Regions from separate parts of the Homo sapiens genome. Here region 2 is linked to region 1. Evidence: chromatin loops called from intact Hi-C (ENCODE). Cell type or tissue: B cell. All regions are shown on one strand. Each heading gives the region's core, and the rest is flanking DNA. Links, peaks and the distances in the headings are about the cores only. Region 1 has its middle 13 kb from the start of MSI2. Region 2 has its middle 38 kb from the start of CCDC182.

The links. A loop is a pair of places that touch in the nucleus more often than their neighbours do. Peaks named below come from ENCODE experiments on the same cell type or tissue, not always from the same donor. Only the 100,000 strongest peaks of a DNase experiment are listed, where the experiment ranks them.
Region 2: a loop joins it to region 1, with 19 times the contacts of the local background. A loop is called at or near these places in 6 of 110 quality-filtered maps.

What each region holds. Positions count from the first base shown.
Region 1 is chr17:57,240,622-57,245,999 of GRCh38, forward strand. No RefSeq gene overlaps it. Among named protein-coding and RNA genes, the nearest start is that of MSI2, 13 kb to the right of the region's middle. In B cell, for the core only: CTCF peaks have their summits at 2,681 (motif pointing right) and 2,884; a DNase peak (open chromatin) is centred at 2,700; H3K27me3 peaks cover 828 bases.
Region 2 is chr17:57,780,555-57,785,932 of GRCh38, forward strand. No RefSeq gene overlaps it. Among named protein-coding and RNA genes, the nearest start is that of CCDC182, 38 kb to the left of the region's middle. RefSeq lists a silencer at 2,827-3,006. In B cell, for the core only: a CTCF peak has its summit at 2,907 (motif pointing left); a DNase peak (open chromatin) is centred at 2,897; H3K4me3 peaks cover 563 bases; H3K27me3 peaks cover 1,472 bases.

The DNA of each region.
Region 1 (5,378 bases), core at 297-5,296:
TTGAATGAGTTGGGTGATTGTATGGGACAGAACCAGAAGCTGATGAGGGGCCCAGGATGCAGATCAAAGAGATGGGATGAGCAGGCAAATGCCATTTCTTTTCATTCCGCCTATTTTGCTTGAGTCACCAGTTTGGTAAGGGGAGAGTTTCAACCATCTGCAAGTAATCCAAATGCTTTTACTAACCTGCCTACCCATCCACACCCCCACCAAAAAAAAAAAAAAAGAAAGAAAGAAAGAAAAATAAGAAGCCAACCCCAGAGCTTGTACGCCTGCATTCTCCACAATCATTTCTCTGTGTTACAGCTCTTGTCATCTTACATTATACATGAATAACTAATCAACCAAACACAAACCCACTGATGAAAAAAAACGCATGTTGGATCTAGAATGTGAGCAGGGTAAAGAGTAATATTAATTTCACTGGCAAATAACAAAATGGGAGCAAACATGAGGGATGTTAAGACAAGACTTGTGTTTTTGAATGCTTCTGGGAATGGAAACTCTCCAAGAATCAAGGGAAAGGGGAAGAAGGTTGGACATATTTGGAGTGCACTAATACCAATTCTTTTTTCTTCTGGTATGCATATGTGACTATATGCAACATCATCCTGGGTCAGGCCAACTGGTCATTTAAACCACCATGCTGTCTGCCTCACCTAGTCGAACAGTTCATATAATGATCTTCCACTATTCCTTAATGGACATACAGGTGTTAGTCTTAATGCACCAACCAATATTGCGATAGGCTGGAACAAAACCTTTTGCTCTTTGAATGTCCACAGTGAGTAACACTATGCTAGGTATGTAGTAGGTGCTCAATAAATGTATCTTTCACACACTTCCTAAATGAAGTCTATTTCTTCCTTCATCGTTTTCCTGAAAGATCTTTCTTGACCACTAAGGATGAACTCCTCATCTCCATGTCCAGTGAGTGGTTTAGAAATGTTTTAGTCTTCCTCCTCCTTGACTTCATAATGGCATCTGACACTGCTGTGACACTTCAGTTGTCTTCTGTGACTCTGAACTTTTCTGGTTCTAATCTTTTCTCCCTGATGGCCTCTCTACCCTGACCTCCAATGATTTCTTTTCCTGTTTCTGCACTCGAAAGTCCATATTCCACAAGGACTCTGCTTTTCTGTCTTGTCACTCTTTATGAGAAATTAATTGTATCTCATTTCAAATCAATGCATGTATCTATCATCCTCTGTCACATTACATGCAAAGTATCTGCTTATGGATCTGTCTGTCCAACTAGACCTCAAGCTCCTCAAAAACAGATCCCTCACTGTGTTCGTCTCTGTGCCTCCAGTACCTGGCACAGAGCTGGACACTCAGTGAATGCTCCATACACACGGGCCCAACTGATCCATTCTCAAATTATGCTCGGAGTTGGTAGATTGGGCAGAAATTATTACCCCCATTATATAGAGAGGGGACCCCAAAGCTCAAGGAGGTAAAGCAAACATTAGAAACATGATTCCTGTGACTGGCTGTGGAGACTCCGTGTAATAATCATTCTGGTATTGCCAATTGCAAAAGGACTGTAAAACTAATAGAGATGCTGTCTAAATACCGACATCCAATCCTTTCATGCTCTTCTGAGCAGGCTTGAATTTTCCAGTGCCTCTCTTAAAATACAGCCCGCAGGACTGAGCATAAAACTGCATGTGGCCTGACCTGCCAGCACGCGCTGGGAGTATTGCTTCCCTCCTTCCACACTCTGCTGTGCTATTAATAGAGCCTCAGATTGCACTAGGGTTCTCAACAGCCTCCTCGCGCTGTAGGTTCACATCAAGCTGGTGATCAGCTAACCCCCCGGGTCTTTCTCATGCAATGCCTTCTGTCAGGCCAGGCCTCCCCAGCAGCCACTTGGGCAATGAATGTTTTTGAATGCTCATGATTATTTGTGACTTAGACTAGAAGGTACAACACCAGATCATGCCCTTCTTTCTCATGTGGCATTTTGCTGAGTGGGTGATGGGGTCTTAGGGGTCCTGTTCAGGACCCAGAGCTGTGGCCAGCCACTGGGGGCCACCAGCATCATCGGCCCCACAAAAGTAAGAGGATGATGGCGAAATTAATTTTCTGGCTCACTTCAAATTATTCTTATGTTCATCCCTACTCCTCTTGGATTAGGTCCTTTCTTGGTCTTGTTCTAATGCTGGGTGTTTGTATGCACAGCCTCTTTTCCCTCCCACCCATGGACACAGCCACATTTTGATTTCTCATGCCCTTTCCAAATAGTAGTAGTATTTTTAGCATGAATATCTTGCTCAGAAATTGGCTGTACAGTCTATCCCCTATTGTCTTCACATCTAATACTTTTCTTTTTTCCCTCTGCCTCTCCTATGCATCAATACCACGTTTGGCTAAAGAGATTTGATTTTGACCTATTTGAATTCTCCCTTCACAGATGACAGCCCTTTCTCCCTCTCCTTCCTTCCCTTCAATTAGTTTTTTCAGCCACTTGGAATTAGCTGATGGGTGATTGTAGAAATTGCAACGTGGGCTACTGTGGTGGGTCTCAATGTCAACTCCAGGAAACCTCTGAATCTGGGGGGCTCTGGTTTCAGAATCTGATAGCCAGGCCCTGAACTCTGGAATGTGGGGCTGTGACATGAGATACAGCTTCTCTTTGCTCGGCCACTAGAGGGAACTGAAATGTGGGGCGCAAGAAGGCGTTTCCTCTGTTCGCCAGACGAGGGCGCTCATACCCATGGTCCTCCAAAGTTGGAATTTCTCGCCCCAAAACAGATATTGTCGGGTTGGCCTCCTTGTAACCCAAACATACGATGGGATGACATTACAGCTGTGCTACTGATTGCTGCTTTGACCGCCTCCTATGCTGTGTAAATGGCCAAAAGCAAAGAATTATTAAAAAGCAGGCCCAATGTTGTCCAAGCTCACGTGTGGTTTGTGGGTCTATGTGTTTGCTGCTGGCAAATTTGCAAGCAGATGGGACTCCAAGGCAAGGCGTGGAAGTGATGATGGGAACGTTGGAAGTTCACAGACATAACTTGTAGAGTGTGTGAGGCCGGGTGCGCGGACCCTGTGTATCTGCAGCTGCGATACTTAGATTTCAGTTTGGCAAGGCAGGTCACGGTGGAGATGGGGCAAGCTGCAAGGGTGGTGGAGAGGAGGAAGGGAAGGTGACAGTGGCCCTCTGTCAACTGTTTCCAGGTGGAGTTGAAAGGTGTAATCATTTTCTTCTGGGGGCCTTGGCACCTTTCATCAAGACGAAGTTGGTGACTGGTTTAAAAAGATTTAAAAAATTAAGCTCGAGAGGCCAAAGGAGAAAATGGTTTCCAGGTGGAAAGGGCTTGACAGAATGGTGCTCTTGTGCCGTGACTCCGAACTCCGTGGAGCATTCCAGTGGCCCACTGTACTCCCACCCCTCCAGGCAGCACTGGGAGGCAGCCAAGTCTAGGAGGCAAAGGGCTCCCTAACTGCCAAGCAGTGAAGATGTTGAATAAAATATTTACTTACACGTTTAAGAATAATGATGACAGCATGACAAACAGTGGTGAAACAGCTTTAGGGGACATGGAAGGGCAGCCCTGGGATATTTTTAATGAGAACAGTGACTTCCTGTTTAATTCCCGAGGCTTGTCTCTTTTGCCTACCATACCCACACTGGTATCACAAGATACCGCCCATGATTGGGGAGGGGGTTCACCAGACTGGCCTAGGGAGTCCCCTGCAGGAAGCTGCCACATGGAGAGGCTACAGCCAGCCTCACTCCCAACCCTAAGCTATTGCCCACCTTTTGCAACTCCTGAAGATTACAGCTTTCTGATCCCTTCCCCCCCCCTACACCAGAAGGGTCCTCTGTTGTGGTCATTCAATAAATGATATTTCTTAATTAGGAATCTAGCTCTTTCTTATTCAGCTGGACTAATAAGCACCCTATGCCCTGCTTGGGTGTGATAATTTTGAGTTGGAGACAAGGAAAAAGGAGTGAATGAAAGGGAGTAAAAGTCTTCACCCACAGCACTAGATTTCAGCTATGCCCAACGTGAAAATGGAAAGGGAAAATGGAAAAAAAAAAAATTGGCCAAACACGCTTTAGGTTTGTTTTTCCCTCCTTTTGGGAGCTTTTTGCATTTTCCTCCCCAATTTGGAAAAAAAATGAAAGAAAACAAATTTCTCTATCATTTAAATAAAACAGACCTTTATGTCTCTAAATATAATACATCAAACAATGTTAGGAGTAACTAAATTATACATAAAGATACTTGTTTGTTAGATTGTTAAAGGCTGTTTGAAAAATAGAATTTCGCTGGTGAGGTGCCTCACACCTGTAACTCCAGCACTTTGGGAGGCTGAGGCAGGTGGGTCACCTGAGGTCAGGAGTTTGAGACCAGCCTGACCAATATGGTGAAACCCCATCTTTACTAAAAATACAAACATTAGGTGGGCTGTGATGGCACATGCCTATAATCTCAGCTACTCAGGAGGCTGAGACAGGAGAATTGCTTGAACCGGGGATGTGGAGGTTGCAGTGAGCTGAGATTGAGCCACTGCACTGCAGCCTGGGCGACAGAGGGAGACCCTGTCTCAAAAACAACAACAAAAAATAAGAATATAATTTCACTTTTTGTCAGCCTCACATCCTCCATGGTTTTGTGTGTTTATTTTTCCAGATATTTTATACCTCCAGTTATGACTCTGTAGAAAGATACCATCTGGGGGCCAGGCATGATGGCTCACCCCTGTAGTCTCAGCACTTTGGGAGGCTGAGGCAGGTGGATTGCCTGAGGTCAGCAGTTCAAAACCAGCCTGGCCAACATGGCGAAACCCTGTGTCTACTAAAAATACAAAAATTAACTGGGCATGGTGGCAGGCGCCTGTAATCTCAGTCACTCGAGAGGCTGAGGCAGGAAAATTGCTTGAACCCAGGAGGCAGAGGTTACAGTGAGCCGAGATCGCGCCATTGCACTCCAGCTGGGAGACAGAGTGAGACTCTGTCTCAAAAAAATAAATAAAGATACCATCTTGGCTTTCCCATATTATACAGATCCAGAAGAAAGACCAACTTAGGATCTCTATGCACATGATTATTTCATATTTTTTGGAAGAAAATAAACTAGTGTTGAATTTAAGAACATGCTCAGAAGTCATGATTTTTGAGGAAGGAGGCTATTTATTTAAATCGATATAAAGGACCATTAGTTTTAGACCTGTAATTTATACTTGGTGAAATTTTCATGGAAAAAAAACAACAACAAAAAAACTCATTTCCCTAAATATTTTCTAGTAAAAACATGGCTTGCTTTTTTGGTGCAAAGTCTGCCACGCTGTTTTTAAAAGCGAGGCTTACGAGACCGTGGGAGAGAGATAAGTGAACAGCCTCTTTAATAAGAGAGGCGTCCAGC
Region 2 (5,378 bases), core at 141-5,140, 540 kb after region 1:
GTGGGCAGATCACTTGAGGTCAGGAGTTTGAGACCAGCCTGGCCAATATGGTGAAACCCTGCCTCTACTAAAAATACTAAAAATGCAAAAATTAGCTGGGTGTGGTGGTGGGCACCTGTAATTCCAGCTACTCGGGATGTTGAGGCAGGAGAATCACTTGAACCCGGAAGGCAGATGTTGCAGTGAACCAAGATAGTGCCACTGTACTCCAGCCTTGTGAGACTCTGTCAAAATAAATAAATAAATAAAAAGCTGAACGGGGGAGGGGGGCATCCATTTTCTCTCAAGGGACTTTTGAGTCACTGGGATCCCTGCCTCCTGAAAATTTTCCTCTGGTTCAGACCTTCAGTTCAATTCTGAAATCTGCAGCAACCCTATTTGTTTGGGCTTCTCTTCCCTTATCCTAAAAAAAAGACAAGAAATAATATCAAAGCTGGGTCCTCAATCCATGCAGTATGTTAGGAAGGCTCCAAGAGATGAGGTCTGCTTGAAGGCGGGAAATTTGGCATCTATATGGGAAACCCTTTGGAAAACAGCTACAGACCCTTCTGCAAATCTCAGCCCCTCGGCTTTGGGGTATGAAAGAACAGGCCTTGAATTCTAGCTTCGCCATGCCTGACCTGGATGTGTGACCTCAGGAAAGATACCTACATTCTCTGAGCCCCATTTGATTCATTTGTAGGTTAGGGTAGGGGATGGCCATCCAATAAGTGTTGCTAAAAAATACCAGAAATAATTTTTGTAATGTACACTGTGCAATAATTGGCACATTATAGGTTCTCATAAAAGGCATTTTTACTTATCAAATTACATTTTCTGAGCACCCTGATGACGGGAGGGCAGTAAACTGGAATCAGGCACTAATCTAGAAAGGATGGTTAGTCTGTATGTTTTCCAAAGCAAAAAGAATCATGAGTTCTATTTATAGGCTCTGATGCATTCAGCCTTCAAGAAGCAACTCAAACCCAGGCCTCCATCCCATCAGCACCATCCCTGCCCCCTGCCCCAGTCCAGTGTTCCTGACCACAAAAGCCTGAAGCACGCCCTCTCTCCCCTAGACAAGGGGAGCAATCACTGTCAGAACCACTCACTTGATAATTAATCACAAAGGGACCTGTGACATCTCTTCTTCTGTAGTCGAAACTGATATGTTCACTGTTCCCAGATACTGAACTCCCCACGTATTTGGATCTCGTCTCTTCAACTAGATTACAAGTCCCTTGAGGGTGAGGTGCTTCCTTTACTTTTCGCATTCGATAGGAGATTGATACTTGTCGCACTTTGAATTTTTGTGTTTGTTTAGATCTAGTCCACAGGAAGTACAGCTACACTTGGCAGGCGCAGGGTGGAATAGCTGTAGTTCTAAACAGATCAGGACAGCTCTGGGACTGGCTGCTTCCAAGAGGGAAAGGCAAAATGCAAAGAACTCACAGCAGGAGGGGGCTTTCTGTGCCCCTCAATGTGTGGCTCTAACCACATCAGTGGGTGGAGGGCAACGCGATGCTGTCAAATCAGGGACCAGGTTTGTGTCTGGGGTGATGCCAGGACACTGGTTGCTTCCTGCCACCCACAGCTGCATCTGGGAGTCCTGGGCAGCAGCCACCTGGGGAAGCCAGACTTAATCAGGAAGTGTGGGGGCTGTCAGCAGGGGCAAGGGGCCACGCAGCCAAGCCAATTCTGGAATCTTTTGGAAAGAGGAAACATCCGGCTCCTCCTCCCTCACATCTCTGCTTCTGGGTCTGGGCTTGTGGGTCCCAGCTTGGGCTAAGGAGGGCCATGCTCCGGGTGGGAGCAGCTGTGTCCCCACCCCCTCCTTCCCATGCGACTTGAGGCCCTCTGGTCAGGACTGGAGCTGTCACATGCAGCCAGCAGCTGTGGTGGCGCCAGGCTCAGGCACCCACCACATGGCTTCCTTTTTTTTTCTGAGATGGAGTCGCCCAGGCTGGAGTGCAGCGGTGTGATCTTGGCTCACTGCAACCTCCGCCTCCTGGATTCAAGTGATTCTCCTGCCTCAGTCTCCCGAGTAGCTGGGATTACAGGCACGCACCACCCTGCCCTGCTAACTTTTATATTTTTAGTAGAGACGGGGTTTCACCATGTTGGCCAGGTTGGTCTCAAACTCCTGACCTCGTGATCCACCCACCTCGGCCTCCCAAAGTGCTGGGATTACAGGCCTGAGCCACCGCGCCCAGCCCACATGGCTTCCTTTTGATTTGGGGCCTCCCTGGCCAGCTGTGCCTCCCCCGCTACCAGGGCAGCAAATGGCCAGTGGTGTCCTCGCAGAAGGGGCGGAGGAGGGCGGGGAAGGATTAATGCCACCTGCTTCCCTCCTCGCCCTGTTTCATGTGACATGCACTTCAAAGCCACAGGACACTGCTGCCCTTCTTTGTTGCATCCCTGCAGATACGGGAATCTGATTTTCCCAACTAGGAATTTGTATTTCAGCGGTTCTAGTGCTTGGGATCTTAGAAAGAAGCTTGCTCAGAAAGAACTTAGGAAACAAAGCGATGTTTGAGTGCCTGCCCCGCAGCGGATCTACCCGTTCCAGGAGCTGAGCGAGACACCTACCACCTGCCAGACCCAGGGCATAGCCGAGGGCCTTAGCCTGCTGTCCCCACCGGGTCCCCACTATTTTAACACCAACACCCTGAAACCATGGGCCACCACCCCCCACCTCTACCCCGCCCCTACCCCACGACCCTTTCACCAGAGCAGAGGTTTTTCACAAATCTCCATAGAGATAGCTTTGCTAGCAGCAGCAGCAGCAGCAAACTCTGATGCAGAATGAGGAAGGGGAGAGCCTGGGGGTGTGGGTGGCGGGGGAGGGAGTCGTCGCAGTCCGGGAGCCAGGCTCTCGGCGCGTTGGGTCCGCCTCTCGTGACAGCAGAGCGCCCCCTGCTGCCCGAGCCCGGGTGGTGTCGCACAGCCAGGTCGGGGAGGGGGCGGAGCTGCTTCCTGGCACAGCGGGTCGCCCAGACGGGCGGGAAGAGGATGCAGTCTCTCGGTACTGAAGTCTGCCTGCAGTGGCCAAGGTCTGCCGCAGCCCCTCTGGGTTGGGGGCAGTTCTCTAGGGCGTCCTGGTTAGGTCAACGGGGGCTGGTTGGGAACCTGGCTCTACCATGCACCGCCTGCCCCGCTATGGACATATGGTTTAACCTCTGAAGCTTCTGTTTCTTCATTAAATTGAGATCATCAATTGTACCTGCATCACAGTGATGTTTTACAGAGATAATTCATGTAAAGCACATCCTAAGGTTTCAATAATAGTAGCTTATTATTATTGATTCAGCTGACACCTCTACAACTAAGTGATAGAACAACTGAGAGGGTCTGGTAGACAAAAGTCAGGGGATTTGTTTTTTCAAAGCATTTTCATCATTAAATGGATCTGATCTGGTCGCATGGGCACATTTGAGGGACATGCAACTTTGCCTAAAGGGGAAATAAATGCCAGAGATATTCACAGAAACATCAACCACAAACAATTACTGAACACATTGATCAATGCTCTAAGCTGTACAATAAAGAAAAGGGAGGAAAGTTATGTTTAGGGCAGCTCAGCCCTGCATTCTCAAATCTTCCCTCTTCACTGGATATCTATTAACTACAAACATGCTGAAACATCTCCCATATAAGAAAGCAAACAAACAAAAAAACTCCTTGCACCCTATCTCCCTCCAGCTAGCCCCTTACACCGGATGTCTTTCCTCCCCTAGAGGGCCAAATTTCTTGAAACACGCTCAGTGACTCCCTTCCTGTCCTGTTAGCTCTTGAACCCACTTAATCAACTGTCTGTGCCCACTTCACCTTCCCTGCCCTTGTCAAAAACACCATGACCCACACCGTTCATCCCGTGGCTCATTCTCAGGCCTCTCCCCTCCACCCATCAGCGACACTGACGTAGTTGATGGGCAGCTCCTTCCTGATCCTTGAAGCACTTCTTCCTTCGACTCACCCCTGGTTCTCCTCCTACCTCTCTGGCCAGTCCTTCTCTGTCACCTTTGACTGGAAGCTCCTCTTCTCAACCCCCAAACATCAGGACACTCTGGCTCGGTGTCCAGCCTCTGCTGTATCTGTGCGTCCTCTCAGCCTTATGCCTTAACTGCTGCACAACGACGCTGTCCACATGCATATCTCTAGCTGAGCACCTCTCCTGAACTCCACATTTGCATATCCCGCAGCCTCTTCACCATCTGCACTTCGGTGCCCCATCGACATCTAACTTAACATGTCCAAACAGAGCTCTTGATTCCTCTCTCCTCCCTGCCTTTCCCATCGTTTTTTTTCTTCACTGGTTTCTCCTGAGAAATCTTTCCCATCCTAATATGGGTAACTTCACAGTTCTGGTTGCTCAGGTCAAACAGCGTGCTCATCCTTATGTGTCTCTCTTTCACACCTTCCACCAATCCATCAGCAAATTCAATCAGTTTGACCTTCAAGATGTGTCTAGAATCTGCCCACTTCTTGAAATCTCCACTGCTACCCCCAGTCCCAGCCACAGCCATCTCCTGGCTGGGCTCCCAGCTTTCACCCTGTTCCTCTGAGGACATTTCCACATAGCAGAGTCTTTTATGACAACAGCTGAATCGTGTCACTCCTTGGCTTAAACTCTCCAAAGCTTTCTCTTCTCACTAAGAGAAGAGGATGCAGGGTCCTTGCACGGACTCCAGGGCCACATGTGGTCTTGCCCCTGGCTTCTTCTCCAACCTTATCTCCTACCCTCCCCGTGCTCACGTCACTCCAGCCGCACTGGCCTCCTTGCCATTGGTGGAGTGTGCTGAGCATGATTCCGCCTGAGGTCTTTGTCCTTACTGCTCTCTTTTCCTGTAACACTCCGACCCCAGACAACCACAGGGCTCCTTCCCTCACTCCATTCAATCTGTGCTCATTGTAGTAGCAAGGCCTTCCCTGACCACTCTCTATAAGATAGAAACCCCAACCTTTCCCCTTACTGTGTGTATTTTTTCTTCATAGCATGTATCATCACTTGACATAGTATAAGTTTCATAGTTATTTTTTGTCTCCCCCAACTAGATTGTAAGCTCCATGAGAACAGGAACTTTGTTTTGTTCACTGCTGTATCCCCACTTCCTAGTACAGTGCCTGGCACATAGCAGCTGCTCAATAAATATGTGTTGACTGGCCAGGCACAGTGGCCCACGCCTGTAATCCCAGCACTTTGGGAGGCCTTGGTGGGTGGATCACCTGAGGTCAGGAGTTCAAGACCAGCCTGGGCAACATAGTGAAACCCAGTCTCTACTAAAAATACAAAAATTAGCCGAGTGTGATGGTACGCGCCTGTAATCCCAGCTACTCGGGAGGCTGAGGCAGGATAATCGCTTGAACCTGGGAGGCAGAGATTGCAGTGAGCCGAGATT